4 separate regions of the Homo sapiens genome follow, and all the other regions are linked to region 2. A link is an interaction called in ENCODE POLR2A ChIA-PET data of the cell type or tissue named here. Cell type or tissue: CD4-positive, alpha-beta T cell. All regions are shown on one strand. Region 1 has its middle 54 kb from the start of LINC02295. Region 2 holds the start of BCL11B (BCL11 transcription factor B). Region 3 has its middle 270 kb from the start of LINC02914. Region 4 has its middle 38 kb from the start of LINC02295.

The links. Peaks named below come from ENCODE experiments on the same cell type or tissue, not always from the same donor. Only the 100,000 strongest peaks of a DNase experiment are listed, where the experiment ranks them.
Region 1: POLR2A ChIA-PET joins it to region 2 with 26 read pairs; 7 of 35 experiments call an interaction of 5 or more read pairs at or near these places.
Region 3: POLR2A ChIA-PET joins it to region 2 with 10 read pairs; 4 of 35 experiments call an interaction of 5 or more read pairs at or near these places.
Region 4: POLR2A ChIA-PET joins it to region 2 with 15 read pairs; 7 of 35 experiments call an interaction of 5 or more read pairs at or near these places.

What each region holds. Positions count from the first base shown.
Region 1 is chr14:98,185,981-98,193,980 of GRCh38, forward strand. No RefSeq gene overlaps it. Among named protein-coding and RNA genes, the nearest start is that of LINC02295, 54 kb to the left of the region's middle. In CD4-positive, alpha-beta T cell, no CTCF peak of the experiment used is centred here; DNase peaks (open chromatin) are centred at 1,508, 3,231 and 3,671; H3K4me3 peaks cover 1,261 bases; H3K27ac peaks cover 6,949 bases.
Region 2 is chr14:99,268,624-99,276,623 of GRCh38, forward strand. BCL11B (BCL11 transcription factor B) reads right to left here and starts at 3,574. Exons shown (of 4, transcript NM_138576.4): 1 at 2,538-3,574. The coding sequence starts at 2,595. RefSeq lists enhancers at 1-276, 277-881, 6,385-6,434 and silencers at 3,421-3,500, 5,785-5,984. In CD4-positive, alpha-beta T cell, CTCF peaks have their summits at 3,702 and 3,906; DNase peaks (open chromatin) are centred at 1,238, 3,658, 4,578, 6,288 and 6 weaker places; H3K4me3 peaks cover 6,529 bases; H3K27ac peaks cover 2,927 bases.
Region 3 is chr14:98,440,829-98,448,828 of GRCh38, forward strand. No RefSeq gene overlaps it. Among named protein-coding and RNA genes, the nearest start is that of LINC02914, 270 kb to the right of the region's middle. RefSeq lists an enhancer at 4,835-5,336. In CD4-positive, alpha-beta T cell, no CTCF peak of the experiment used is centred here; a DNase peak (open chromatin) is centred at 3,423; H3K27ac peaks cover 1,258 bases.
Region 4 is chr14:98,170,174-98,178,173 of GRCh38, forward strand. No RefSeq gene overlaps it. Among named protein-coding and RNA genes, the nearest start is that of LINC02295, 38 kb to the left of the region's middle. In CD4-positive, alpha-beta T cell, no CTCF peak of the experiment used is centred here; DNase peaks (open chromatin) are centred at 3,358, 4,078, 5,408, 7,638 and 1 weaker place; H3K4me3 peaks cover 1,238 bases; H3K27ac peaks cover 7,913 bases.

The DNA of each region.
Region 1 (8,000 bases), 1.1 Mb before region 2:
GACACCCTCTGCTGAGGCTTGAAATGCATTGTTCAAAACAGTTTACAGCCAATTTTGGTTTGCCTCTGATAGAAGGAGCTGAACACAATTTTGATTATTTGCTTTAATTCAAATCAGGTTAACAAAATCAGTATATTAGTGCAATTTAAGGACCTTTTTCCCCCTTTATTACATAAGCTAGTGGACTTCCCATCTGATGTATGAAATGTCACTTTGTCTTTAATTCTTGACGTTCACAAACACTGGTGCTACTGGAAAAGGAGTGGGAGTGAGCGTATGTGTGTGTGTGTGTGTGTGTGCATGTGCATGTATGTATATACACATATATATGAGAGTGAAAACCAAACTGAGGTTTCAGATGGACTTTAGAAGGATTGAGCAGGTTTTGAAATGCGTCCTGACTTGTCATTGGCATTTGTCATATTATCACATGCTTGGAGGTTTTCTCCTGGGCATTTCTGCATTTTTATCTAATGTGGTCACACAGGGTGTTTGCTATTTCAATGAACATAAAAATATTTTATATAAACTATTTACCAAGGCTCTCTAGAAAGGAGAAAAAAGATAGTTCTAGAGTGTCTTAGAATATCTCTTCCCTCTAGCTAGGTCCAGAAACGCTAGTGTCCTTGCCAGGCATATTTCCTTAGAATAAAAATGATGGACTAAAGTTGGGACCATTTCATATATAAAACTTGAACTATTAAAAAGCCTCTTGTTCAGAGACTTGTTCTCTTACATTTAAATATACTTTAGTATTCCAGAAAAAAAAATGCTTAGACCCAATGAGAGAATACATACAGTGCTACCAAAAAAAATCAAGTCATAAAGTGAAGAATCAGCCTCCAATTGGTGAAATCCTGTCTTGGTGCTACAAAAAATGATATGTCTTTACTTAACGGAGTTTTATGGGGACTAACAAGGTAACTCCATAAGACAGAAAGAAGTTTCATTAATTATAGTCTGATAAAAGAGAGCTTTGTTATCAAGAGTGCATTTCTTGCGCTAGGCGTTCATTTCTCAAACAACATTGGCTTTCTTGTATATCATGGTGTTTAAAGGGAGGAGTGAACAATTGACCTAGAGATGAGCTCTTTGAAAAGTTCTGTTTTGCGTGATATGAATGTAAAAGAGTGGAGCATGAGCTATGAAAGAATTTCCAATAATCTCTCCTTGAGGACAGACAGATATTGAATGATGTGATGAGTGAGGCTATGGAACTAGGACCTCTGCCTTTTTTCACCCCTCCACTTGGGCTGGGGAAGCACAGTTACTCAGAAAAAAGTTAATTCAAAATATTTTCAAAGGTTCTTTCCTTACAATCAAAACACTGTTGTCTGTGGCAAATGGCACACCCACCTGCCCCCAGGAAAAGAAGCTACATGACTCCTGGGGAGATTTCTTCTGGGATCCTTTCCTGCAAACCTGCAACACCCATGAGCACCCATGAACTCTGCAATTCTGTGACTTTCCCCACCTGTTTCATAAGAAGGCAAACTAGGGCTAAGACCACATGTAGTCACAAAACCAGACCTGTTTCCTGCCCTCGTTCTTCCCCTCCTCCACCTTGGATGGATTTTCATACAACTTTGATGAAAATAACTAGGAGGATATAAAGATCTCTGTGGGGAGATCCTTTTGGGAAGTCCAACATCCCTGGACAGCTGAGGATCCTGGATTTCTTGGTGGACACGCCAACCCAGGAGTCCACTGTGGGGTGGAGTCACGGCTGGAGCCCAGGCGTGCTGTGTGGATTAAATGAGTTAATGTCTGGGAAGTGCTCAGAAGGGAGAGTTCTGAACACAGAGAAAACATGTTACTATCATTGTTATTTGAAAGGAATTGGAGGTCAATTATTTGCTACCCTACATTAGATGAATCTTTATTTTATCACCTCTCTTACCACAAAAAGTGTTCTCTTCCTTGAAAAATGTCTTTTTTTTCCTAATTTGCCTTGAAGTCAAATCCTAGCAAAACCAAGCAGTTGTTATTAATAGCTACATAAACACCGGAAAATAGGTCGGCACCCTCTTTTTCTCCCAGAAAGACATTGGCTAATACAATCTAGCCCCTGATTGATTTGTTTGTTTGTTTGTTTCACCTAGATATGTTCAGTAAACAAGGGAGAAAATAAGAGTCTATCAAAGCTGAACTTCTCTATTCTTGAGCTATCAGCCTTTTGCTTTGCTTTCCCCAACAATAAATAAAAGAACGTATTGAATATTTTAAGGGGTGTTCTTGGGACAAAAACAGTCTCATGCACACAAAAAGTCAGCCTTTATCTGCTGTGATCTTGGGAAGTCCAGCACACTAGCCTGGAAGTTTGTCAGAGACTCTGAGCATCCTAAAATCAGGAAATTTGTCTTCTTCATCAATGTAACCCCAACACCTAGCAGTAGGAAGTTTCCATTGCTGGTAAAAATAGGCTCACATGCTGTGAGGTATAAATGGTCATTTAAAAGGTAAGTTAATTTGAAGAACAAGACCGAGTCCCCAGATCCATTTAATTTTTAATTTTTGGCAGTGTTTCCCAAGAACCAGGCCACTGGTTGAATGATTAAATTCTTGCTCATCTTGGAGGGAAAAAAGATACATTGCTGTGGACTTTTCAGAAGACTAAATTTGTTATTTGCAACCCTTGGCCTTCTTTTTGATATTATCTCTTTGAGACCTAATATTGGTGGGTTCACATGCCTTGCTCTTTCACCATTATAGAACTGGGTTTTTCTTCTTCTGCTGTCTATTTAATTTAATTCTCAACCTTGAGCCTTAATGGAAAGAGAACATTTTTCTCTTCATAGACACAGTCTGCCAGCCTTTTCCTGCTCGTTGTCCCTCGAAAATAAGTCAGTAGACTCTCATTTAAGTGGTTATCCACCAAGGAGTTCATTTACTAAAACATTGCATGGACAAATGGAGGACAGTGACAAAGTTCTATCCATGTTCTGTGGCTTCTGTCTTTCATAGGCGATTCTCTGATGCACTCTGGCAATACTGCCTGTCTACTTTGATTCCTAAACCTGCTGCTCATGAATTAATCTCTTGCTGTTGTTCTTCTGGGTAGGACTGAGCTTCTAATCTGGGCAGAATCCCAAGTCCTTCTGGCCTTGGGGGAATTATTTACCCTGTTATGGACCTTTCTTCTCAGGGACTCTGTCATAAGAACCTCTGTCAATAAGCTTTTCACAGGAAGGCCCTCTTGAAGGCCACACCCTGGCACCCTTGTTCTGATGAACTGTCTCCTGTGGCCTCTCACCCACAGTATTTCCTGACCTGTTCCTGGTCTCAAATTCTCAACCCCTACTTGCTAAGAACTGATGGAATGGAGACAGAAGGGGAATAAGACATGGCCCTTGCTGTGGAGGGGTGTGAGGGAGTGTTTACTGGGTGATTCAAAGCTTATTTTGGTAAATGGCCACAGGAGTACTCACCACTTCTCCTGTGCGGCAGGCATCTGGCACCTAAGGATGTCCAGGCTTAGGAAAATTCAGGGAGAAATGTGAGGTAAAATTGCTCCAAGTATATCTTTTCTTTTAAGAGTGCGATAACAAAAATAGAGGCACACATAAAAGGATAAAGAAAAAATGAAAACAAGCAGTGAAAGACAACATCCGCTCTCATTTCAGTTTCCTGGAAGCGGAATGTGGTTGGGCAGATGGTGTTCTTTTGTTTCACTAGAAGAAACGGTAAGGTGTAAATACACATGATACACACAGCAGTGAGGATGGAGAAGGGGCTCGACTCTAGGTGCTCGGTAATTTCTAGGTGGGTGGGAGGTTTTCTTCGTTAGGTTAGGTTGGTCCTGCCTACTGAGATCCGAAGATACTGCCTTCGACCTGACAGCTTCCAAATGGGGACCACAAGCTCTCTAATGTTCCATAAATGGGCTACCAGGAAGTCTGTGAACACCCTTACTTTTTTTTTCTGCAAAATGTTGTAGGTTTGTGCATTTTCTTAGAGGAGTTTTTTGTGTTTCACAAGATTAGCAGAAGATTCAATGGCCATTGGCTTCTTGTGTCTTCATGCCTTTTCAGTTTGCTTCGGTAAAGTTAGTTGCATGTGACTATATGAAGTTGCTTAATATAATTGCCCATATTTGCATTATATTGGAGACTTTTCAAAGCTTTCTCACATATAAGCAACCCCTTTGACTCAGTAACAGGAGCTGTTACCAGTAGCCCATCTTACAGCTAAGGAAATGAAACTTACAGCCATGACTTGACTGGCTTATGGCCACACTCATGTCCTGTCAGGACAGAGGTAGGACAGACACTCCTGCCTCCTGATACTTTCTGGTTTGGTGCTCCTCTTACTTACTGCTCTTGCTCTCATTTTTTCTGCCAAAATTGCCATCAGTATCAGTGAGGAGTAGGAAGAATTTGAGTCTAAAACATGCATGAAGTGAAGAGAAAATTGATAAGAAAATAAGTCAATGTGTCTCATTCTGGTTAATTATACCCATGTTTGACTACCTCTGAGGTTATTTTGAAGCAGAAATAATGTTATTTACCTCTGCATTTTCAGTACCTAAACAATGCCTCCTGGAGCATAGTAGATGCTCAATTATTTGAGGTGTGCATAAGTGATTCAAAGTATGAAGAAAGAATCAGATGCCCAAGGCGTATGTTGCCTGGTTTCCAGATACCTGCCCATCATGGATTCTCAAATGGGCCTTGTCTGAAGTCTCTAAGATGGCCCTATGTCATTACAGGATGATAGGGAAGTTTGCCAGAAGACTTTTGATCAATGAATGATAAAGTCCATTGATAAAGCTTTTATCTCCCGTGGTCTTATGTAAGAGGTGTCCACGTCATCCCATCTGGATACAGCTTTTGAATTATCCCTCTAGGGTATTAGGAGGTCTAGTGAACTGTGCACTTCATCAAATAACTTGCTCTTAAATAAGTCACACACTCCCAGGTGCAAAAGATAGGAAGATCTCTTTTCTCAAATAGAAGCCGGAAAGCAACTACCCGATTCCAATAACCAAAGGGTGGATAAGATGAAGCTATAAAACTTGCTCAAAAGAGCTCTTGCGAGTAAGAGGTTGAGAAGGGGAGAAGTTACAGTGATTCTAGTAATTCAAGATTCTAAACAAAACAGGACTTAGAGAAATGGCAGTGACAGTTGCCACTAGTAGTGTGGTATTAATCTTAGTCTGACCCCTGGATCCAGCAGAAATCCCAGCTGAGCTTCCAATTTTTATGTAAATGGGAGAGTCAACTGTACACATTTAAGAGATGTTTGTGAAAATAAATATTTGTTTTTATGATTAATCTTGGCATTACATGATATGGAATAAAATTCTAGAACTGAAACTCCCATTGAGAATATTGAACATTCTAGAGGTAACTCTTTCTTCTACAATTGATCAGCATAGATCTTTCACCCCAGCATCAATCAATCATCAAGATAGAGTCATCTCTATTACCTTTGGGGCAAATTTCCCTGGGCGTGGGACACACTTTTCTAAATTTTTAAATGTGTGAAGCAAGCTAAAAGACATAGTTAGGCAGAATTGGATTTTGCTGAAAAGCCTCCACCTGTTTTTTTTAAAAAAGGAAACTTCCAAGATTGTAGAATTATATCCATCGCCTCAGAAATGTTGGGATCTGAAGGTAGCATACCAATGTGTGTATAGAGCTAGTTGATACCAATAAACATTGGCATTAGGAGAACATGTATTGTCTAAATTTCTCCCCTTTCTGAGGGACAACTATTTTTCTTGGCAGATTGGCAAGATAATCCCAAAGACAAATCCAGTGCACCTTCCCCACACCCTGGCCCATAAACATAAAGGGATAGAGTCTAGGACCAGGTCAAGATGAAGATTTCAAAATAAAATTCTTAGAGACCCAGCATTCTGGAAACTAGAGAACATCATGGCTGGGAAGGGGGCATAGATGGGCACACCTTATACTATGACAGAGACAGGCTCTCAAAATGGAATGGGGATGGCATTTCAGTAAATGCCCATCACCTAAGACAGAGATAGTCTCCCCAAATTTTGCACCCTTAATATCGCATTCACTCCTGAGACCAACACAGTAAACTAGGTATAGGAAATATGTTTGCCTCTACTGTACAGAAAGGAAACTGAGGTACATTCACCCATTCTTGTTGACTGCCTATATACACAAGGCTCTTTCCAAACTACATAGGTGAGCAATGACTTATAGCTTCCTAAATTGGTTGCCTGATATAAGTGTTAAAGACCATTTTATGTTCATTCTACAGACAATGAATATCAAACATTTCTCTGGTCTTGACCAAAATTTCATATTTTTTTTCCCCGAAAATATCAATATGAGTTAGAAAATAGGCTCTAGAGCTTTGGCTTAATCCCAGTCACCAACTCTGAACCTGTTTCCTCATCTTTAAATTAGACTAATAAGATCTCTCTTGCATCACTTAGAAGTCTTTGGGGTCATTAAAGTTAATACTGAATCCTATTTCAATTGTACATGTATTTATTAAATACCTACTCTATGCCAGGAACCATACTGGACACTGAGAGGACAATGATGAATAAGACCCACTTACTCACTCTTCCTCCTAGTGAAGCTCATAGTCTAATGGCAAACGCAGACATTGAACATAGACCGACATGCATAAGGCATGCAGTGGAAGGGAAAGCATGGAATGGGATGGGAGCCATCGCAGGAAGTGTAAAGAGAATATTAACTATATTGGGAAGATGAGGCTGCAAGCTTTCCATGAAGAAAGTGAAAGAAGTGAAATGTAAGCTAAAACATTCGTATACAGGAACAGAAAGCCCTACTTTTATTATAGTATGTGCTAGTATTAGTCTTCCACAGTATTGGTGTTCTATTAGTAGAAAGATCTGTGCTATCTCTGTGTCCTGTTCCGGCAGCACTCTGAGCATCCTCCAACATGGGAGAGTGAGGAAGCCGCATACTGTCAGATCTCAATGCCACAGTGTCATAGATGTCTATGATTTGAGGAACTCAGTCAGGGTGGCCGGTTGAATGGCTGTGGATGGAACCACCAACTCCTGATTGGCATTCTCCCTGCTGCACTTCTGAAAGGAAGGAAGAAAAGAAAATCTTGCAGGCACCCACACATCCAAAAGGAAAAAAAAAAAAAACATGTCAGTTGTACCCACTCATGTCATGTCTGCTTAGTGACAGGCAGAAGTACGCCCACTCCTGGTGGCCCAAACTCCAGAAGGAAAGTCATGTTGGAGCTGCCCACACTCTCAAGGATGACATGGGAGCTGGGTCAGCAGGCAAGTCATCTCCAGCATCTCAAAGGGCTGGGGAAAGAGGGAGGGCCTAAGTCAGGTGTAATGGGCCAGTGTTCACCTCTTCTTCTAGACTAGGAGAGCCTTGAGGTCAGGGATGACCAGGACTGAGTCTGGGAAACTGATAAAGAAAGATATGTTTATAAGAATCACTGGGAATAATTAGAAGGGCTTCCTGTTGCATGGCTGCCTTAGGACTGTGAAGCTAACATAAATGCTGGAAGACTCGCTGAGCAAGAGAAAAAGAAGAGCCCCATTCTGAGGTTCAATTCAGCACTGCAGTCTCTTGCCTATCTAAAGAATCACAGAAAGCCTGATCTCTCCATGAAAATTCACTTCTCCCATAAAGAGTTCAACCCCTCAACTCCCCAAAACACCATTAAGATCAAATCACTGGGAAATCTTTTATCTGCCATTCAGAATTCAGCAAAAGAAGCTTGGAAATCTGCTTATAGACATACCACAACTGACTAAGCCAAACATGGGTGAATGCAGAAAACAAGGGATCCATTCGTTGAAGGATTACCCAGGCCTTTAGTTGCCATCTTTGCAAGCATCCTTGATACCTCTCCAAAGCCTTGAACTATCAACTAAAGACCAAGAAAGTCTACAAAATCACCAAGGATCCTGATGGTGCATGTAATTGCTCTAAGAAGCTGGACCGAGAGGAGCAGTGACATTTGAAGTAGTATAGAGCTAAAAGAAATGACTTGTTTCCTCTTTGGTTTATAATCTTTGT
Region 2 (8,000 bases):
GCTTGCTCTCCCACCTCCCTCCCAGGTGACACAGGACAGACGAAAAGCCAGCTGCTTTTGGATAATAAATAGCCTTGTCTGAAAACTGGTTGGACCACTCTCCTAGCTTAAACCTGTACACATAGCCTGGGCTCCGTGTGCCCCTCAAAGGCAGGCCGGCTTTCCTTTGCCCTCTGGTCTCCTTCCCCTTTTTCTCTCCACCTCTCTTCTCCTTTGCCTCTCTCTTTTTCCCTCCCTGCCACTGCTCCAGTGTCAGCTGGCTTTCCCCAGCGTGGCTCTGAGCAGGGCTGAGCGAGACAGGGAACAAATGAAGGATGGGAAAGTGCTGCACCAGGCACCCCTCACCCCCATGCCCAGCTGCCACCAGTCCTCTGGCCAGGGCTCTCGCCTGATGTCCCAGGAATGCCAGGAGAAGGAGAGCCAAAGCAAAGCGAACCTACCTGCTTCTTCCCCTTACACACAACTGCAACCACTCCTGGCTCGCCGCTGCTGCCAGCTTGGCAGTGCACCCCCATCCACTCCCCCTTCCCCGACCCCCCCAATTCCCCCTCCTCAAAAACAACCCTTGCAATTATACAGAGGCTACGTGGGGCAAATTGCCTCCTGGAGAAATTAAGCCTCTGCAAGTATAGACGTTTTAACAACCACCCCATCTAAAGGGGGAAGGGTGTAGAATAAGCGATTGCTGTGGCTTGGTAAAGGATCGAAATGTCAACTGGCAAAAAAGACCTTGATCAAACCAAGCTCAAATCTAGCTGCAAAACATTTTGTTTTAAACGCAGCCGGCGAGTCTTCTTTGGTGTTACAACGGCGAAAAATAAAAGAGAAGTCCTCTTCCCTTCCTCCAAAGAGGCATCCCTCTCCCAAGGCGAATCCCACTTTAATTTCTATTCCCCCCCCCCCAAAAAAAATCATAATAAATCCACAAATTCTTACTAATGTATCTGCTGTAACAAAGGAGAGATGGCAACAGCAATTGCTCCGAGCAGATGGCTCCTATGCTGGGTTTTCAGGGGAGGGGAGAACCACTTTATATATTTATTTATTTATTTAAATTTTTTAAAATATAACATAAATATTCGGCTCTCGGCCGCCCGGCAGCCAGTCCTCTGCGGTGACTGGGCGCGCAGCCCTCTCGAGCTCCGCGCGGGCAGCCCGGCCCCAGCCCGGCGAGGTGCGCGGCGGATTGCAAGCATATAACCTGCCCGCGGTCTCGATGGCACCCAGAGGATGTTTTATTTCTATTGCAGTTAAAAAAAAAAAAAAAAAAAAAAAAAAAAAAAAAAAGGAACGGCGACCCAGGCACCGCGAGAGAAAGAACGGCGGGGAAATGTTCGCGCGCAGCGAAGAAGCCGCCCCGCGGGCTGCGGCGGGCGGGGAGCGCCGCAAAGCCACCTTCCCGGTGCAAGTGTGCGGGGACTCGGGGCGGGTTCCCCTGCAAACACCGTACCTGGCCCGCTCGCGCTCGCTTTTCCCCTCTGCTAAATAAACCCAACAGGGACGGTGGAAGCTGCTGCTTGTCTTGCCCCGCTGCCTGACTTTGCCCGCCCAGCCACATGCTTGAAATCGACACGATTTCAGCCGGTGGATTTCCACTGCGACCTGCCTTGTTTATTTAGATAGGAAAGATGAAAGATACTGAGATAGAAAGATGGATACGAGATTGATGGGTCTCCTTTTTTTCTTTTTTTTCTTTTACTATTTTACAAGCGCATCACTCTCTTCCCACTCCTAACTGACAACCTTTTTTTTTTTCCTCGTGGCGGGGATTTTTCACCAACCCCAATCCCCCCACCTTTTTTGAAGTGGGGGAAAGAAGACAAGATCATCCCAGGAGACAGACGGAGGTGGGGAAGTGGGGGGTGGGGAGGGGGGCTTGAGCCCGGCAAACAGCCGCGCAGCTGGATTATTTTGCAAATAGCAGGAGGAGGGGAGAGAAAGGCGGCTGCGGAATCCTAGGACTGGCGCGGCCGGCACCCTGCTGGGCCGGGCGCAGGGACCGGGGACCCGGAGCCGGCGGCCGCCCCTGGCCCTACGGCTCCCCCAGCCGGAACGCACCCCGCTCTCCTCCGCCCGCGCCGTCAGCGCGGACCCACGCGCTCGCCAACTTTTCCCCACTTCCCGGCTCCCCCTCCCCCTCCGCTCCCCCAGCCCCCTCCCCCTCCTCTCCAAACCCCGCCACCAGCGCCGCCGCCGCCACACACGCCGCTCGGAGGGGCGAGCGTCCAGCCGGGCTCGGCGCGCACACACACACACTCCTCCAGCCTGCATGCCCCCTCCCCGGCCCGGAGCCGGCTCCGCAGGCCCCCGAGCCCGAGGCGCGTCCGGCTGCTCGGCGCCCCAACTCCCCGGGCTGCAAAGAAACTTTCCTATGGCCCCCGCCCCCCGCCATGCTCCAGGCCGACGCCGTAGACTCTGCCAGCCAGCGGGCGGCCCCGGCGCCTGGCCAGGCTCGGCTGTTCCGGGCTCGGTGTCCCCAGCCCCAGACGCCCGGAGCCCCATCTCCGGCCCCTCGCGCGCACTCCGCAGACACTTACGGGTGATGAGCTCCCTCTGGGACAAGTGCTGCGGGTTGCCCTGTTTGCGGCGGGACATTGCCCCGGCATCTATTCTGGCATCGCCCGGAGAGCTGCACTGATGGGGGGAGCCGGGGGAGGGGGTCCGAGCCGCCGCCGCGCCGCTGCCGCCGCTGCCGCCGCCGCCGCCGCCGCCGCACCTCCTCCTCTGCCCGGGTTGGTGTTTTTTTTCCCTTCCTCTCTTTCCCTCTCTTCCTCCTCTTCTTCTTCTTTATTTTGCTCTTTCTTCTATGCTGTTTTTTGTTTTGTTTGCAAAAAGAAAAAAAAGGGAAGAAAAGCAAGAAAAACCTCTCGATCTAAAATAAGAAAAAGAGGCAAAAAAAAAAAAAACTGCTGTTGCTTTCCGCGGACTGGCTGGTTTCTTTAAAAATATATTCTTTCGAAGGAAAAAAAATCTCTTACACTTCTTCAAACTGCTTGGCCTCTTGCACTTGCAAATGTCTTCTTGAACTTAAACTGGGTTTTGCACCGGCTCCTGACACTTTCTTTCAGGGTCTGGTAGGTGGAAAGCGCACTTCTACCAGGAGGGGAAAAAAAATGCAAACAAATAAAAAAATAAAAGAAGAAAAAGCAAAGGAAAAAAAAAAGCAAAGAAAACTTGGGGACTTGTCTCGTACCCCCTCACCCCGCCCCCTCAAAAAACCCAAAGCAATGTAAAACTGCCCCGGTTCGGTTGTTTCTGGGTTTTCTGCGGGCTGCCTGTTTTTGTTTTTGTTTTTGTTTTTTCTCGGAGACTGACCCTTCCGAGGCTCTGGGGGGACACCAGGAGAGGCTCCTTCCCAGTTCACCTGGCAGGCTGGCGCCGGCCGGAGGGGCTGCCGAGTCCCCGCGAGCGCTCCCCAGCGCTCCCCTGGCGCCGCGGGCCCGGGGGGAGCGGGGCGGAGGGGCGGCTCGCCCAGTGCGCCTGGGTCGGTGCGGGCGCAGACTGGGAGCTATAGATTGCAACGTGAAGATGGCGGAGTCCGGGTTCTCTGGGAGCTCTCGGTCTCTCTATGGCTGGGGCTGCCTCTGTACAATGGGATAAAATTCAAGTTCAAGTGCGGACGTGACGTTTAATCTGCACTAGAGACAAAAAGACCCAGAGAGTCGGAGCACTGGGGGCGACTAGCGGTGGCTTTTTAACATTGTACCCTGTAAGAGAACAAGAAAGCACACACAGAGACACACTCGCGCGCGCGCGCACACTCACACACACACACACACAGTCGCCAGTTGCGCACACCCGCAGCCCAAGCCGGACACACGTGCAAACCGCGTTTTTGTGCGCTCATCTCCCCCGAGCCCCGGCTGCGCAACAGCGGGAGGGGGTTGGGGGGGGCCACTGGGCAGCTTATTTTAAAATAAAAGAAAAATCGTCCTTATATCTCCTCCATCCTGGGAGCAGGACCCCCTGAGAAGGGGGGCGGGGTGCTGTGTGAGTGAACTAAATTGAATCAATGCAAGTCTCCACCCACCCAAAAGCTCTTTCGGACTTGGACTTTGGGGGTGGGGGCGTGGACTGTGGAAAAGGGTTGGGGTCGACATGGGAGTTGGGGGGACAGTAAGAATCGCTTCGTTTCCCTGGAAAAGTCGCTTGGTAGTTTTTACTTTTGTTTTATGGTCGCGGGCGGCGAGGGGAGGGGAGTAGATGTTGGAGTTCAACTTCCAAAAAGTGTCTCCATATAAATCCTGGTATTACAGACTCTGGGAGGGTGAGGATGACAAAATAAACGACACTAAGACAACAGAATCAAGAGCACGTGAGGGGGTGAGAAGTGTTTGAGACCTTGTTTGAGTCCCACTTGGAAAAGGATTTTCACTCAAATCTTTGTCCCCTCCCCTCACCTTACCCCGATTAACTCCTGGGGTCAAACACGACCCCACCTCCTAAACTGGGTCTATGGCAAGCGAGAGGGTAAAGGGACCGGGGCGCTCCACGTGGGAGAGGGACTTGGACTTGCCAGCCCAGGAGTAGGTGTGGCCAAATCTCCGCAGATACTCGGGTGGGTGACTCCAGGAGGCGCCCCTGACAATCACAGCAACCTGGAAGTCACACCCCGCCCCCCGCGCTCCTCGGCCCAGGGTAGGACTTGGAAATGCCTGTCAGACTGGGAAGGACGCAGCTGCCTTGTCAGCCGTTTGATCTCCAACCGGCGAGGACAAGAGGAGTTGTGGGGCCTCTCCGTGGCCCGGGGACAAGGCCAGACCACGGCCCCCGTGGACACCCCCCATTCCCCAGGCTGTGGCCAACTTTGTCAATTTGATGACCTGGCCTCCAGGGCTGGGCGCGCCACGCGGCTGGCCTCCTCTCCCTTCTCAGGGTTTCTCTGGAGGCGGCCAGGGCGGGTCGGGGCCTGGCTCCGGCTAGGCTTCGCGGGCGAGTCCAGCTGCACCCACCCCACTCCGCCCCCAGGCCTGGCTCCGGCGGCTTCACCCGGGCGCATGGCGAGGCCGTGACGCCTCAGCGCCGCCTCCCTCGGGGCCTTTTCCTCGGGGGGCACACGGGGGTTTTTGTTTTCGTCCCGAAGGTCTTGGGTGGGGCGATGGCACCAACAATTTAACAGCGCCCAGAGTCCGTGAGCGAGAACAGAAAGAGATCCCTTCCAGTCCCATACCCTAAAAAATAATAACAATAAAATGTGCCCTGGCTTGCAGTTCTGTAAACTGTGGGCTCCACGGTGGGCGGACGCGAGGCCGAGCGGATGGAGACCGGGGGCGGGGCGCGGACTTGCACCTCCTCGCCCTGGCCGGGCAGGCTGCACCCGGCTGCCCACCCCCAACACCCCACCTCCACGTGGTCCAAAGTCTAGTAGGGCCTCCCTCTTCTGCCATCCCTCTCACCGGGAAAATCTTTCCAGGAAAGTGGCTTAAAAAAAATATGCCCACACGCACCTTTAATAAACTTCTTTAAGACATTCATAAACTGGCCATCCCTACTCGCCCGGACTCTAAATTTGAAAGATCAACTCGCGCTCTCTTTCTGAGAACTAGCGATGTGAAGCCCAGAGAGGGTGAGCACTTTGCCCTAGGACACACAGCGCGTCAGGGACAGGTCTGGACCCAAAACACCGCGGCGTGCCTGCAGCCCAGCGCCGCCGGCGGTCCGGGACTCGAAATCCCGACCCACGACCCTCACCTTCCTGGGGTTGATTACAAGGAAGGCAGACCCCGCCAGTGGCAAGGCGGGACGGGGAGGACCCCTCAGGAAAAGGGAGCCCCTCCGCGAGCGGCGCAAGGGCTCTCGGAGTCCCAGCTGCAGCCGCCACCCCGCGTGCGGTAAGGGGCCGTGCCTGGGGAGGGGGCACCCCCTCCCCACTCCCAGCAGGAAGTAGCTGGCGTGGGCCGGCGCGTGCCCCACGGACCCGAGGAGCACTTCCTCATTGGCCCCGCGCTGCCCCGACGGCGGGAAGAGGGACGCGCGGGCGGGCGGACGCAGGGCCGGACACGCCGCCGCCCGCCGGCGCGCTCCACCTCGCGGCAGCCGGGGAGAGGCTGCTCTGCCCCTGCCCAGCCTTGAGCCGGCCCCTTCGCCCTCCTCCTCCCCCTTTTCCTCCGCATCTTCCTCCCCCTCCTCCTCCTTCTCCCCCTCCTTCCCCTCCTCCTCCTCCTCCTCTTCTCCCGAGAGGCGGCCGGGCGCAGGCAGGGAGCGATCCCAGCTGCCACTCCAGTCTCCTCTTTTTCCCTCTGCCCGTCTGGCACGGGCCTCATCAGCGCGCAAAGCTGTTAATGTCTGGTCTCACAGCTCCCCCTTTAGTCTTGCTGCGCTCCATGTCTCACGTTCCAAGCCGGATCAATAGCCGCCTCTCGGCCGACCTTGACCTCTCCCTCGACCCTGCCAGGCTTCCGCAGCTGGCCCCGTACTAATGTTTCCCCACTCTCTAGATGCCCAGACAGCAGGCGGGGCGGGAGGGGGGTGGTCGACCTCGGCCCACAGCCATGTACCCACCCCTGCCTCAGCACCCCAGGCAGGCGAGAGGGGGCTTCAGGACTCTCCTGAGAAGGTCACTGCACCGCCCCACCGCACCCCACCCCACCTCTTCTTCACCAAACCTTTGTTTAAAATACAAGTCACTCCTGCCCCCTCCCCACCCCCAAAAAAGAGGGTGCAGGTGGCTCACATATGAAAATGTAAAAGGAAAAAGTGTGGGTCCAAATGTGGTCCTGAACTAATATCTTAAAACCAGGTTCATTTCTCTAGCACCTGCTGCAGACCTACTGTGTGCTGGGCCCAAAGCTGGGGCTTTGTGCATGCTGGAATCACATGGAAATAAATGCCACCTTTTCTGCACTATCTTTACACACACACACACACACACACACACACACACACAGAGCAGATGTCAAAAAGCTTTTTGAACTCACAAATATTTCCCTGCTATTCTTTTTCTAGCTTCACAGTGCATTCCAGCAGATAATCCTCCATATTCTCAGTCACTTTAAATTTCTTTATAGAGGAATAGTTCAGAAATCAGAAATCATTTCATCAAATCAGAGTGCATTTTTATTAACCTTATGTGGGGCTTTAATTCCCTGTGTGTGCTGCGTGTAACACACCATGCAGTGGGGGCAGATTAAACAGACACGTGACCCCCAAGCCAGGCTTTTTGTTTAAAATTCTTTGAACGATTCTCAATACTTAACTCAGCTGAGGTTGGACTCTATTCGAGATCCTACAATGTTATCTTTGCCTTCTGAGCTGTTATATTTTATCTCTTATGTCTTTACAAAAATTTGGAAAGAATCAAGATAAGACGTGTCAGTAGAAATGGGAAGTCCTAATGTTTCTGCAGAAAGAAAACTGACATTTCATTTGTTTTTGTTGTTTTCTTTTTAACACAGATCCACCCTCTGAAACGCAGTCAACTTTGTAGCAATTCAACAGCACATCTTACCAAATTACTTTGGGCTTCATTTTTGGTGCTTTAAAACAAAGAAGAAGAAGAAGAAGAAGAAGAAAACCATGCAAAGAGAGGGCAAATCGTTTCATATTCACAGGTATAGGGCAGACTCAGAAGCAACCCCTGTCTGTTCATTTCTATTCCTCCGGATCTATAAGTGTTATTGACTGAGAAGATGAACATGAATACGATGTTCCGATCTGATCAGTGGATGGACTTATTCTAACTTGTGAGGAAACCACAGTGGAGGCACCAAGCAAATCATATTTATGTACATATTAATAAGGCTCCCAAGGTGGTCCTTATCTCTTTCCTTACAGTTCTAGAATCTTTAGCAGCTATCAAATCCAGAGGCATAAAAAGACAAAAGAGGCCTTTTGGGCTTCCTGCTGTATCTTCTAGAATTATTTTATGTCATTTCTGAAAATTACAGCAAATTTCTGGGAGCCATAAGCACTCAATTAAAGCTTTGCTGGATTTAGAGGAGTTTTTCACGTTGTCACCTGATAGCAGAGTCAGGACCACAAAACTTGCCTTTCAACAGTTG
Region 3 (8,000 bases), 830 kb before region 2:
CTAAAGAGGGAGGTGTTTAGATTTTTGTCTCAAGAGCAATAAGGAGCTAGGGAGAGATTTTAAGAGAGGATAAATATGATTGTAAATGCAAGGGAATGGGCACATTGTTCCAATATGGTATTTCCTCCTGGTGATGGGAACTAAATTCATATTTATATGTTCCATCTTATGAGTAAGTACCTACACATAGCTAGGGACTATAATAAAATAAGACGCAGTCCACTGCAGTTACTGATGGAAACTCAAAGGAGGGGAAAGTGATCACTAATCTCCTTCCAATTGGTGATCCAAAGAGGAATGTTTCCTATCTGTATGACCATTGTATCTGACAATAGAACTAGGTTATTTTGCTGAGATCAGGGTTCCCTCTGACCACAGTGATCTCTCAAATCCTCTGATCAGACTTCTCTGCTATAATAAGGTGACAGGCAAAGGTGACATAATGAAAATTAGATAACATTAATTTAATGCTTACTATTTGCCAATGTTTATCATCATTAACATTGATTATCATATTAAATCTTTACAACTACCTTCTAAGAGAGGTACTTGTTTTCATCAGTTCAGGCTGCTGTAACAGAATACCATAAACTGGGTGGCTTATAAAAACACACATCAATTTCCCACAGTTCTGGAGACTGGAGAGTCCAAGATCGAGGTGCTGGCAGATTCACTGTCTAGTGAATGTTTCTTTTCTGTTTCATAGATGGAACCTTCTCCCTGTTTTCTCACATGGCAGAAGGGGCAAATGAGCTCTCTAGGGTCTCTTTTATAAGGCCACTAATCCCATTTTCAAGGTTCCACCCTTGCAAAGACCTCCACCTCCTAATGCCATCACATTAGGGGTTAGGATTTCAACATACAAATTTTAGAGAAATGTAAATGTTTAGTTTATAGCAGTATTCTTATTATTCTCCCATTTTACACATAGAAAGCTGAAGCTCAAAATAAGCAAGTTGTCAAGAACTGTGAAACAGCTAACAAGTGAGCCTGTCGCAGTTTCATGGATGCTGGCGGAAGACACAAGCTTCCTGGGTCAGAGATACAGAACAGTTTTTTAATCACAGTTATAGAAGTAGCCAGAGCATCAGTATTTCTTGCACCTTCCCCATAAGCTCCAATTCTCACAGGATGACACAAAGAGAGCCAAGTGACACCTTCATATGCAATTCCCCGTATTACAAGAGAGGATCTCTGAGCTTAGGAAACCCAAATGTTTTATAATTAACAGTAAGGCTGCTAGCTCTTTCCTCTAGAGGGAAACACTATCCTATAAACAACTTTAGACAGATAGACCTGAACAAGGAGCAGTCAGTGCCTTATTCATAAGATGTGCAGAAACACAAGAAACACATAACCTTTTCCAATATAAGGCATGTATCTAAGGTCATGAATGGCAAGATTGGACCCAAATTGGGATACTGTAGAGCCCACATGCTAACCACCAGGCTCTGCTTTCTCCCAAGCTCTCAGGGCACCTGAAAGATGAGGGTGGCTAAGAGAGGACTCATGCAAAGTCAGCGGCTCTCTGGGGCCATTGGTGTCTTGGGCTATGCATCTAACCTGCCTCTCATTACCCCAGGGGCAGAGGGTCTGCTGCAATTAGCAGGCCAGAGACAGGAGTTTGGGAGTGAACTGGGCTATGAAGGAATAGAAATTGAGACCCAGAAGAACGATGGCAAGGCATGGTGACAGGGAGCAGAGAGTGGGAGTGAAGACAGGGCTGGGAAACCCTTCTGCTGGAGTCCTTCCCCTACATCTCAGTCCGAGCTGCATGGCTTGTGGAAGGCCCCTGGGTTTGAAGGGTCAGGTCTGAGAAGACCACTGTGAAATACAGGTGAAATACAGCTGATTAAAGGTGAAAGACCTGTCAGGCAAAGAGCATCATAGGATCTGCAGGTTTGGGAACTGAGGGCACAGCCTGACCCTGGCTGTCCATTCCTTCAATGGGTGAAATCTCGGCTCTGGTGACACTGGGTGTGGGTACAGCTCAGGAGGACCTTTCAATGGCTGGGGCTCAGTGTTTAACAAAGTTCTAATCTAGGTTAGGGCTCAATGCTGAGGGCTCTTTGGAGTAAAATCATCTCTTTATTAATGAGATCCAACCCTATCTCTCTGATAGAAATGATGGGAAAAGGTGCCCCTTTGGTGCTATTCAAATGAAAGAGTGAGAACAGTGGGTGTTTTTAAAACTCTCTCCCTATCATAGGAGGATGGAGCTCATTAGTGAGGGGAATGATTTTGCTGGGGAAAGGCTGTTACAATAAGAAAACATAACCTACTCAAGATGAGCCAGATCCAAGTCAATTAGGCTGGGAAAAAGATGGTAGGGAGAGGGAGAGAGAGAGAGAGAGTGAGCTTCAAAAATACCACCTCTTTCCTTCCATTCATTTGAATAACAGCAAGGGGACACTTTAGTTTTTTAATCATTTTTTTAGTTGAATCACTCTGGATCTCATTAATATAGAAATGATTTCACTTAAAAGACCTGGTGTTAAATTCCTGTTCAACTGAGATTAACCAAATCAAACATGATTTGACCAAAAAAGAAAAGTCTAAAGTATTCTATCTATTGCTAATACATTACAATCTGACTTTAAACTTATAAAAAGGATACACATGATATTTTTCATTCAGCTCCTTTTGATGTATCTGGAATACATTTTCCTAGGTAAACTGGTATTGAAATTCACAATGAAATGTGGTTAGCCACTTGAAGTTACTGAAAAAGAAGGGATTCAAATAATTTACATATGTGTGAGAAGGGGATCTGGCACATAATGTAAACCATAGAGGAAGAATATCTTCCACTGGGGACATATTTTCCTGGACTATTCCAGGAATCTTCATTTCATTAACCTTGCCGGGCCACAATTACTTTATGCTGTCAGGTGAATACTCTGAATCTGAAAGTGGCTCAACCTCAGCACTATTGACATTTGGGGCCCAAATGCATGGAACCCTTTGCTGTGGGGCCTGTCCTGGGCATTACAGGATGTTTAGCAGTATCCCCGACCTCCACCCATTAGGTGCTAGTAGCAGCACCCACCCAATGTGACAACCAAAAATGTCTCCAGACTGCAAAATATCCTCAGGATTGGGGGCAAAACTGCTTCCCCACCCCCGGGGACATCACCCCCCGCCCCACCTCATTGATAACCATGCTTTGAAGGTCATCTTGGCAAGGAAGCTAGAAGCTAAAGGAAGCACAGTGCATAGAACAATACATGTGCCTGGGTGCAACTGATGGTCCTAACTTTGTTCCAGAAGTTCCTCTGGAGAACCTTGACTTGCCTCCTTGCCTCCAACCTGCATGCTGCTCTAGTTTGCTTTCTACTCTCCCTCCATGGTAATTTTACTAAAGGGCTCTTTTCACCTCACCTTTGCTGGGTACCTCTGGGCAGGAAGTGGGGGTGGCATTCTGAGGTCACTCACTCTCTGAAAAACAACCAGGTGTGGCAAAGAACAGAGCCTTTAAAAACAGCCATGGCAGAGTTGGAGTCTCGGCTCTTTCATTTCCTAGATAGAAAGTCTTAGACGAATGCTTAACCTGCTTGAGAGTAAATAAAGCTGTTACCACAGATATACCCAAGGCAAAGAGACAGAGAGAAAGAAGAGAAGTAGTCTAGCTTCTCCCTTCCACCTGCTGCCAGGTTGCTTGCCCAGGGCTGTCAATGGCCACATTCAGGTGGAAAGCAGCTGACCAGTGTAAAACCTGGAGAAGAACCAGCAAAAGTCAACCCTCCCAGAGAGAGAGCTCAATGAGGCCCAAGCGAGGACTGGGTCTGAACACAAAGTGGGCCTAGAACCAGTGCCAACATCCAACAACAGGGATATGTGCTCGTTTTACAATTTTGTCTTTTTATAGTGGTTTCCCTGACTCTTCTGAGTTATGAACTGCTGTTGATAGTTGAGTCCAATACACCATCAGGAACAAACCATGGTAGTCACAGCATTATTAGTTACTGGATGTTCTGAGCCAACTAGAACCAGAACCAGATTCAAGAGAGCCTTGGACACATCCTCGTATGATTCCACTGGAAGAGCTTCCTGGGATGGAGAAGGGACCCTGCTGACATAAGGCTCTAAGGCAGGGATGGGCAAACTTTCTCTGTACAGGGCTAGCTAGAAATACAAGGCTCTGCCAGCCATACTATAGCTGCTGCAACTACTCAGTTCTACTGTTGTAACGCAAAAGTAGCTGTAGACAGTACCCAACCAAATGGATGTAGTTCTGTTCCAATAAAACTTTATTTACAAAAACAATGGGCTGGACTTGGCCCGATGGATGTAGTATGGCCATCCCTGCTCTGTGGGGCTAAACAATGTAGTCCTACGGCTCCAAAGATAGCAGCTTAATTGGATTGTCTTGCTTGCATGAAATCACTTATTTGGAGCCATTATTTAAGGGAAGGTAAGTTCCAGTTTATAAAATACTTTTTGTTCAATGGTTTATGTTTAGTGTAAATGTAGAGTTATATTATTCACAGTTAAAAATACAGCACTGATCAGGAGATTATTAAAAATGATTTAAATGGAGAGACAGACCTAATTGCACAGGAAAAAAAATAATTTTCCACAGGGTATATACTTCTTCTCTTGTAGAAAAGCACGCCAGTTTCCTTGGCAAATTCACAGCCCGGCACTCCGACGTTCTTAGCATTCATGCACGCTACCAATGGATTTACAATTGCAAATCAGCCCTGTATGGGAGCTGGTGATATGTTAGACTGTGTTTATTACATCTCTTGTGTGCCTGTACATTCGTGTGATGCTCACTCTTTCTCCTCCCAGAACAATTAGCAATGGGTCGACCTCCTATTGTTGTATTAGCGTAGGGTCTGTAATGTGGGAAGGAACTGGGCTTCTTCTCACTCTCCCTCCACAGTATCCCCTGTCTTTCCAGCTAGCAAGCAGCTTTCTCTCACAGGAACACAAGAAGAGCAGCTTTCTTTTAGATCTGTCTCCACCTAGGATGTTTAAGGAGCTCTAAATCAGTGCACCATGCACCAGCTGGTCTGAGAAGGTACACGGAATCCACAGCCATGTTCCCATCTCTGCTTGCATAATGCCTGTCCTGCAGCTCCTCCCACACCCCTGCCAGCAATCAGCATTCAATTCCCTTTATCTCCTGTCCTCTGGGGCCCATCTCAGCTTTCCCTTTAAAGATTCAAGTTGGGTTGGCTGCCCTGACTTTGCCTTATTCAGGATGAGCGATACAGCTTGGAGGGTGGGGTGTGGGTTTTGGTCTCAGACAGATCCAGTTTCCAATCCCAGCTCACTGTGTGACTTTAGGCAAAATACGCTACCTCAGTTTCCTCATTAGTAAAATGGGAGTAATGACACCTGTTATAAGCTGAATTGTGCCCCTGCCTCTCAATTCATATGTTGAAGAAGATGACCTTAGAGTGTGCCTGTATTTGTAGATAGGGCCTTAAAGATGTAATTAGGTTAGAATGAGGTCCTCAGAGTGGGCCCTAGGTCAACCTCACTTGAAGACATGTGAGGACATGAAGACTTGAAAACCATGTGAAGACACAGACAAAAACACAGCCATCTACCACCCAAGGAGAGAGACCTCAGAAAAAAATCAACCTTGCTGACACCTTAATCTTGAACATTTAGACTTTGGAGCTACAAGAAAATCAATTTCCATTGTGTAAACCCCCCAGTCTGCTGTACCTTGTTATGAAGGTACCCTTATTATGAAGGTTCCCAATAAGATTCAGTTTCTAGGATCTTATTGGGTAGTTGTTGCCCACAAGCTCAAGATGTTTCCTGTTTCTCAGGAATTTTTCCCCCAGTTGTGACCACTTACCTTATAATGCCTGAGGAGCCCACCTGACAATCACAAGACAGTCATCTGGGAATCATCTGATCTTCTTCGGGGCCCTTTCTTGTCCTGCTCTTATCTGCCAATCTACCTATTATAACAGTGGGAAGCAGGACCAAGCATGGTAACTTTCACTCGTGTCCATGTGAAGAGACCACCAAACAGGCTTTGTGTGAGCAACAAGGCTGTTTATTTCACCTGGGTGCAGGCGGGCTGAGTCTGAAAAGAGAGTCAGCAAAGGGAGATAGGGGTGGGGCCATTTTATAGGATTTGGGTAGGTAAAGGAAAATTACAGTCAAAGGGGGTTGTTCTCTGGCGGGCAAGGGTGGGGGGGTCACAAGGTGCTCAGCGGGGGAGCTTTTGAGTCAGGATGAGCCAGGAGAAGGAATTTCACAAGGTAATGTCATCAGTTAAGGCAGGAACAGGTCATTTTCACTTCTTTTGTGGTGGAATGTCATCAGTTAAGGCAGGAACCAGCCATCTGGATGTGTATGTGCAGGTCACAGGAGATATGATGGCTTAGCTTGGGCTCAGAGGCCTGACATTCCTGTCTTCTTATATTAATAAGAAAAATAAAATGAAATAGTTGTAAAGTGTTGGGGTAGCGAAAATTTTTTGGGGGTGGTATGGAGAGATAATGGGAGATGTTTCTCAGGGCTGCTTCAAGCGGGATTAGGGGTGATGTGGGAACCTAGAGTGGGAGAGATTAAGCTGAAGGAAGATTTTGTGGTAAGGGATGATATTGTGGGGTTGTTAGAAGAAACATTTGTTGTATAGCATTATTGTCGATGGCTTGGATACAGTTTTGTATGAATTGAAAAACTAAAAGGAATAAGAGAAGGAGAAAAACAGGTATTAAAGGACTAAGAATTGGGAGGACTCAGGACATCCAAACAGTAAGTGCCTAAGGAGGTTCAGCATAGCCCTGCCAGCAAAGATTATTTATTTACTTTAAGAGTGGCGGTTTGGGGAGAGCACCAGAAGATATCAGCTGTGATGGCTTGGAGAAACAGTGTAAACTGGCAGTGTAAACAAGAGCAGGGCATTTATGAGTAGTTGAGAATGGGAGAATGGTGAATAGGAGTATGACTAGACAGAAGATAGTACGGATGACAAGTTTTTTGGGGTGCAGTCTAAGTTGGTCTGGTGTCTGGAATGAGACTGGGGCCTAATAAAAAGGAGCATCCATACAGGAGCTCAAATGGGCTGTACCCTGCAGCACTCCAAGGACAGGCTGGAATTCTGAGAAGGGAAAGTGGTAAAAGTATTGTTTAGTCCTTTTTAAGTTCGTGGCTGAGCTCGGTGAGGTGTGTTTTTAAAAGACCATTAGTTCACTGAATACCAAGAACCTGAGAAACTGCTTGGGTGATTTGACTAATAAAAGCTGGTCCGTTATCAGACTGTATAGAGGTGGGAAGGCCAAACCGAGGAATTATGTCTGACAGAAGGGAGGAAATGACCGCGGTGGCCTTCTCAGACCCTGTGGGAAAGGCCTCTACCTATCCAGTGAAAGTGTCTACCTAGACCAAGAGGTATTTTAGTTTCCTGACTTGAGGCATGTGAGTAAAGTCAATTTTCCAGTCCTGGGCAGGGACAAATCCCCGAGCTTGCTGTGTAGGGAAGGGAGGGGGCCTGAGAAATTCTTGAGGAGTAGTAGAATAGCAGATGGAACACTGATTTCCTTGAGGATAGATTTCCACGATGGAAAGGAAATGAGAGGTTCTAAGAGGCAGGCTAGTGGCTTGTAACCTACATGGAAGAGGTTATGAAATGACGACAGAATAGAATTGGCCTGTGAGGCTGGAAGGAGATATTTTCCTTGGTCCAAGAACCATTTGCCTTGTGTGGGAAGAGATTGATGGTGGAAGTTTCAGTGGGGAAGTAAGTGGGAGTGGCCAGATGAGAAGGAGAAAAACTGCCGTGAGGGATAGAAGTTGGAATGCTAGCTGCTTTTTTAGCTACCTTATCAGCATAAGCATTGTCTCGAGCAATGGGATCTGATGCCTTTTGCTGGCCTTTGCAGTGAATGACTCCAGCTTCCTTTAGAAGTAAAGTGGCTTTGAGAAGCATTTTTATTAAAGAGGCATTAATGATGGAGGACACTTGCATAGTAAGGAAATTTTTTTCAGCCCATATAAAAGCATGGTGGTGCAGGATATGGAAGGCA
Region 4 (8,000 bases), 1.1 Mb before region 2:
CTCCTAAACCTAAACAAGTGAATTTTTTTTCTTATTTCTCTAAGTCTAATAGGCAATCAGCTATCTAACTGATTAGTTTATTGACCAGTTAAAAATATTATAGATTCAGTTTCCATTAAGAAACAAAATAAATTACAACCCAATGATGATCCCACTCAGTGTCAAACCCTGTATTATAATTTGAACCTGAGAGGTATTTCTTCTTTCTCCCTCAGATGTGGTGCTTTGTGAAAAGGTAAGATACCAGCCAGGCCACTTGGCAATGGCATGACATAAGGTTTGGAAGGATCTTTCCTAGTCATTGAGGTCTATTGTGTGGTCTGGGAGGCAGCACAGCTGACCTGGGGCAGAGACTCCTCAGCAGGGGCCACTGCCTCTCATTTGGTTCGTAGATCCCTCAGGCACTCCTCATGGGGAGTGAGAAGGTGCCCTAGGAAGTTCTTCCTGTCCCCCTCTGCCTCCTTTACTTGACACGTCTCAGGCAGAAAAATCGTATGCAAAAACATGGAAGTAGGACCCAACCTGTTGTACTCCAGAGAGAGAGAGTCCCTAGTCTGTTCCCAGCACTGCACTCCCGGCTCCACAGGCATCAATGCTTTATGGGCCTCACACCGGGAATCCCTCGCATGAGCACCTGGAGGGAGGTGCTTTCATTCTTCTCATTTTACTGATTTAAAACTTGGAGCTGAGAGGGAGGGAATAACTTATCCAAATGACAGTTCTTGAAGGCCTGCATCCCAAGATTAGCAAATGTGGATTTAGTAACCTTGGGATGGGAGCAGGAGTTAGAAGAATGAAAAAGCCATTACCCCTGATCCTGATTTCAAGGGGATCCCAGCCTGGGTCAGCTAGTTAAAACTCTTCTTTTCCATCAAGGAACATACGATGGATTCATCGACACAACAGGTATTTCTTGAGCACTGACTTGTCCCAATCACTGATCCAGACACAGGGGGCTGTGTGCCCCCAGGGACTGAGAGGACAGCTGCAAAGCCTGTGTTCTTCCCCATGAGCCACAGGGTCCCTTGTGTATGCAGAGAAACGCAGCAGCGCATTTGTACAATAAAAAGACCATTTTACAGAGTTGTCACTGGATATCTCTAATCTACTTAAAAATGTAAACTAAGTTCCCATACTTTAACTATGCCTGTGAACCATGTGTGGGATTCAGTGTGTGACCTGTGGGTTTGCTGTGATAGGTATTGGGGAAGGAACATAAACCAACCCATGCAATTCCCGGGGCTAACAACTAAGCCAGGGATGGCCACTCCAGGTGGCTTCCAAGGCAAGGTGTGATTAAAGATGGGTGCATGTCAGCCCTCGAAAAAAATGAGAACATCCAGATAGAGGAACTAGGACAAGCAAGAGGCAAGCTCTGTGTGGTGGGTGGCCGGTCAGGAGCAAGGGGACCCATGGTTGATTTAAACTGTTGAAGAAGAAACCCTGACTCAGGGAGTGGCCCAGGAAGTCCCTGGGACCTCTACAACCTTATATATGCCATGTTAAGGAAGTTGTCTGTGCTACATGGTTGCTCCCCCTTGGCCCTGTTGACATTTGGGGCTAGATCCTTCTTTGTGGGGGGCTGTCCTGTGCATTGTAGGGTGCTGAGCAGCAGCCCTGGCCTCTACCCACTAGATGCCAGTAGCAGTCCCTCCTCCAGTTGTGATAACGGAAAATATCTCCAGGCATTGTCAAATGTCCCCTGGGGGCAAAATCGCCCTGGGTTGAGAACATTGCTCTAGGCAAAAGGCTGTAAGCACACAGGGACAGCCTGTGACTAGAGGGGCCTCAGCAGGAAACAGCCCAGAGAAGTCACTTGGGGCCTGCCGCAGTGCTTCCAGCTCAGGGGCAATGCCTGGCACACAGTAGGTCCTCAGCAAACTGGTGCCAAGCCTCCGTTGTACAACAGGGCTGTTGCAAGATACTCAAAGGATCTAGGTGTCAAAATGCTCTGCACTGGGCAGGGCTAGGGCCCTGTCAGACCACCGTCCCTTGGCCTAGGAGGCCACAGTGGGCACCACCTCCGGCCAGGCCATGGTGGGTGGCTGTTTATCTGTGTGTCCACAGCTGCCTACCAGGCATATTAAAGGCCATGAAATAAGGATGAGGCCTAGGAGGGGTAATTAAAGCCACGGTGACATTGATCTGCTGAGATTTCTGAGAGAGCCCAGAGCACACAGGGTGATTCTCCATCTTACCTCATGCAGGCCCAGCCTGATTGGCCCCCTGGGCATTGCTGGGGCCAAGGAACCTCACCTGTGGCCGGGAGACTCCCAGGGCAGAGCCACGCTGGCTTTAGAGGCTGTGCAAAACAGGAGGCCTGGGCCTGGGGGGCAGCCCAGCTGCTGCGCTTTGCCCTGAGAAGGCAGGAGCAGGCCAATCTATTAAAGACACAGGTCCCCATTCTCAAAGGTCTCGAAAGTTAACCTCTTCCCCTCCTAGGCCCAGAGACTCAGCCAGGTAGAGAACCTGAAATGCTCCAGGGTCATGCCATCTGCAGGGCAAGTCCATCTTTGCACATTGGCCCAGATGCCCACAAAAAGGTTGCAGTCTGGATGCAAATTAAGTCAACAGTTAATTCTTGACCCTCTACCCTGAGCTAGGAAGGGTGCTTACTTATAAAAATAGGAACATGTAATATTTTCTTGCAATAATAGTCTTTGCAAAGATGGACTCTTTGATCAGAACAATAATTGCATTCTTACTGTTATAGTTACCGATCAGTGTTTCTTTGTGATCATTTTAGCTTCAGTTTTACAATTAGCATAATGAATGAAATTAATTAATGTATGTTCAGAGTCAGAAAGAACCAACACTGGCTTTGGTTTTACCCATGACTTGGGCAAATCATTTGAGCATATTGTGTCTTCATCTCTCTATTGATAAATAGAGATAAAAGTAATCAGTGCCATAGATTGGAAAGGATCAAATGAAATGATTGCAAAATCACGAGCTTAGGAATCCTTAGTTCATTTGCTCCCTAGCTATATGTTAGATTCTTTCTTATACTTAAGATTATTACCTCCTCACAGTCCTGTGAAGTGGTCATCAGCCACGCACTTTACAGATGAGAAAACTGAGGCAGCAAATCCTTTCTGAGCTGTGATTCCATATGAGGAGACTCCATACCCACCCCATCTCAGAGGGGATTACTGAGGAGCTCACGCTGCAGGAAGCCCAAGTTATTTTTTGTCTTCCAGCTGCTAAAATCAGACAAGTAGAAGGCAGGTGCCCTGCCTCAAAGCCTGCGATTGCCTTCCTTCCTGCCTGCCCATGAACTGGCATGCACTGTACTTCGTTACATCATTGCAGCTTCTGGTCTTCCTTTGTGAAAACCTGGCCTGTTTTTTGCCCTCTTCCTTCGCCACACTGGTGGGGGATGGGAGCTGCCCCTCTGATCTTTGCACTGTAAAGGAAGTAGCAGCAACCCTATCAGATGGGAGGAGGGAGAAGTTTTCTTGGGGCCTAGAAAAAAAAATAGCCTGTCTCCCACACAAGTGGGGCACCTGCGGTGAGATCGCCGGTCTAAATATAAAGAGATGCTTTTTTTTCTCATGAGCTGTCTTGAGTGGTGTGAAAGATTCTTCCAGAATTTTGGAGAAGACGTACCTAACTAAAGTCCTAGAAAAAGCCCTGTCTCCTGTGATTTCTACCTGACTCTACCCTCTGTGTTTCTAAAGAGGGTGGTGCATGAGCTTTAATAGTGGAGAGCTGTGCACTGGCTGGAGGGTGGGAAATGCACATCTGAACACTGCTTCACATTAAATGCACTGCATTGCAAAGACCCTGATTAGAGAAAGGCTTGGAGAAATAAGTTACCAATTGTTGAATGCCCACGGTCTATGCGTCTGCTTACTTAATGTAGGTTTAATGTGAGTGCCATGAAGCCTCTTCTGGGTAATAGCAATCTTAGGCAACATTAGGGAACACTTACTGTGCATCGGTCCCTGGGCTGATCTTTTATTCCGGCCAAGGGGCCTCCCTAAGAAGAGTTTAGGATGACTGCTATGCACATTGAGGTTGGGTGACACACCCATGAGGGCATCACCCCAAATTAAACCTGGCCAGGCTGACAGCAGTCTGCCCTCAACAACTTGGTTGAAGAATGTTCTCTGCTTTCCATGCATGCCCTACTTGTGAACAACACCTAATTGATAAAGTGAAACTGTGTGTGGTTCTTGGTTGCCATATGTGTGGTCCACCTATGGAAAAGAAGAAAGACCTTCTCTTGAGACTTATTCTGTTCCAGCCTATAATCTTATAGTCATGATTCCAAAGAAGTTTTGCAAAACCAAAAGTAGTTTTTATCATTAATCTGGTGGTAAAACCTGACCTGAACTGATAGAACTAATATAAGGCTATTTATAGTCTTTATTTTTCTCATGTAATGTAAACAGTCATTTATTTCACTGCAAAAATGTTGTGTTCTATCCCTAAGTGCTGTCCTAGACTCCTCTGCAAGATGCTCTACGATATGTAATTATGAGACATATTATTTTAAATGTACCAAATTCTGATTTCTAAATTACATGTGGTTTCAAAGGTTTCTGAAAACAGATCGTGGGCCTGCAAACCAAATCTGTAGTCCCACTTTGAAGGTGTATCCTGTAGACACCCTTGGATAGTGGCAATTATAGGGGTCAGAGAGATCGATCAACCTCAACCCTAATTCTCGTTTATGAAACTAAAGTCTGTGGCATCCTCGGCCAAACTGGAACTCATTAGAGCCTCAGGTTGCCCAGTTACAAAGAGGAAAACAGCACCAGCTTCCTTGCAAGGTTTCTGTGAGATTATATACTTAAAGGTTATTCATGTATTGGCCATTGGGACACTCTAAGGTTGTCCATATTTGCAGATGTTCTTTGTAATGAATTTCAGAGTCAAGCACAAAGATGTAGTAAAATTTTCACCTCTTCCAAATTTGCTGTCCTGTGCTTGGAGTAGGACATGGCCCCTGGGAGCTTGGGGCTGGGGAGGAGGTAACAGCCCATGAAGACCTGCCTAGGTCAGGGCAATTAGCAGGAGCCACCAAGACCTTCTCAGTATTAATTAGCTGTCCCTGCCCTGGTGCTACAGAGGATTTCCAGGCCTCTGGAGAGCCCTCAGGGATGTTGCCACTCACAAAAGAGCTCAGCTCTGACCATAAGAGCTGAGTAAATAGGATGAAGCTTGGCTTCCAAAGGGCCAGGGGCTGATGCAAGAAGTATCTCTCTGTGCGCAGGTGAGAGGCAGACTCTGGAAGGATGAAGTGCGGACAGTGGGTGGAAGGACTGGGGCCTGGTACCTGCATGCTCAGCCTCCCTGTTTCCACTCTGATGTGGCTAGTCTTTCTCCTCTCTGTTTCTTCCTTTTTTTTTTTTTTTTTTTTTTTGGTTTCTGCTCTGATCTCTCTGTTTCTCTCCTGCATTGGGCCTCTCTCTAACCTGCTTCCTTCTACATGTCTCTGTCTACGACCTTGCGGTTTGGTCCCTGTCGGTCTCTCTCTAGGCCTTTCTCCCTGTCTCTGTGGCTGTCTCTTCTCACATGCATACTCCAGGGCATTCTACCCTCAGAGCATAAAGCTTAAGTCATGTGGCGGCTGATGGTCCCTACTCTTCCACTGAGCCCATGGTTCTCTCCAAAGAGAAGGTGATTCATAGAGCACAGGATAGCTGGCATTTTCTGGGTGACAGTTCTATTATATTTCAAACAGAAATATTTATTCAACAGATATTTATGGAGCACCTATCACCTGCCAGACACTGTGGATGCAATAGTGAACAAGAGAGGAAGTCTTTGCTCTAATGGTGGGCTGGGGAAAGGCATTATATAGAGACGTAAATGAGACCCGGCATTTCAGGAGGTGATAAGTGCTCTGAAGAAAAATAAAGGCAGATGATGGGATAGAAAATGCTGGGGGCAGGGGAGAATGATCACTGACAAGGGAGCTTTGAGGTGTCCTGAGCGAAGTGACAAAGTGTGTTGCTAACCAGGAAAGAGCTTCCCAGACAGAGGAAAAGAGAAAGTGCAAAGACCCTGCGGCAGAAACCTGCTGGGTGTATTTAAAGATTAGCCAAGAGTACGCAAGATGATAGAATAAAGGGCCAGAGAAGCTTAATATTTTCCCATTTGATCTTTGCAATCTTTCTTCTAGAGAGAGGTCATTAGCCAAATGTGGATCAGAAAATAGAAATTGTTGGACACAAATCACAGAAATTTCAAGTTAGTTACTAAGGTGAGATTCTAACGAAAACCTACAAAGAACAAACTGCCTTCCACAAGGCTTTACTAGAGCTGGGGGACTTAGAATGAAGCTGTAAGCAGCAGCCAGCTATTAGGATCTTATTCAAATGGAGTGGCATAGGGACAGAGCAACTGTCCCAGCCTCCAAAGTCAGGAACAGCTACCACAAGTGATAATCCTGAAAACTCTGGCTTCTAGGAGGAGGCGAGAAACAGCATGAGGATAGGTTGAAATCTGAACCCCAAAACAATTGACCACTCACAACTAAGGAAACTGGGGCTCAGAGATGTCAAGCATTTCATCCAAGGCCCACAGCCTGTGAGCAGTGAGATCTAAATTCAAATCCTTCCCCTTCACCTTGTTGCATGGTACTAGCGTACAAGTGTAAAATGAGATTGAAAAATTCAAGCAAAAGGATGCCAGAGAAAAATACCATTTTTCTCCTAGTATTTGAAACACGCCTTTAATTTGGGTTGAATGGATTTGTGAACCATCAGCAACAGCATTTCATTGACAAAGACTATTTTCCACCAAGAAAAAAAGAGGGTTATTATTTTAACCTCCCACCTCATTCATTTTCTAAAAAGAGTGAAACGTGATTTTGAAAGAAGAATTACATACATTGATATCACATGAGTGGGAAGCAGAAGCCGTCAATGAATCATCTCCTTTCTACAACTCTCAAATCAATCCAGACACATGTCAGGTTGATGTCCATGGTGTGGGACCATTTCCCTGATTGGATCTTCACTTAAGGTGTGTTGGCATAAGGGAGAGAGGAGAGTCTCTGGCACCTTCACCTTCAATATACAGTGAACATCCACGATAAACTCAGTCATAGAAACATTCATTCACTAATTTATTATTTTATTCTTTCTCTTCCTTCCACTTTTGCTCATTAAACAATGTACTGTGTACCTACTGGGTGTTGAGTCCCCTGCTGCCTATGGAGCATCCAAAGACCAACAAACTACAGTCTCTGCATTTTATTAAATTGGGTTTATTTATGAGAAACAAGGCTGGGTTCCTTTCCTTAGGGAACTCACATTCTAGTGGCAGCTGGACAACTGAAGACACTAGAATCCAGCCTGAGGTAAGGGTCAAGTCAAAGGTAGGATGGGAGGAGTCAAGGCTCTGTACCAGGGACCTGAAGACATGAGTGGAGAAAAGGTTCTACTTGCCCCCAGACCTCAGTGGGCTGCCTTGGGGTGCAGGGGTACAGCCTTGGTCTGTGGGGCTCAGGGGGGTCGGAGCAGGACAGAGAGCCCAGATGACAGAGCATAGTGTTTGTCAGAGGGGATGCAAGAAAGGACACATGCATTGCTCTTTGCATGGAAATATTGATTATTTGAGACTCTGAAACCCAGACTGAGTCACATCCTCTGGTAGGAAAGCCCCTGCCCCAGTCCCTCTCTGGGGTTCAGCCAAAACACTGGAAACAGATGAGGGGCCCCAGCACAGTGATCACACTTGCCAGGATTTTTGTTCTGACCAGGTGTGCCCCATACAGATTGTTGAAGTTGTATTCTGACTCTTGGGGCTTTCTAAAGACTTGAAAACCAGATTCACCTACAGGTGAGACTGCTACGGAGTATACGGATCACAGTAACAAATTGCTGTGCGAAGATCAGGAGAATGGTCAGGTTCTGGTCTCTAGTGTCCAGTTAGATAAGAGGCTTTGGGCAAATTACATAACCATTCTAAGTCCAATCTTAGTTCTCCATGAATAGAGGACCATTACTCACTCCACCTAAGTGCTATTAAAAATGAGTCGGGCT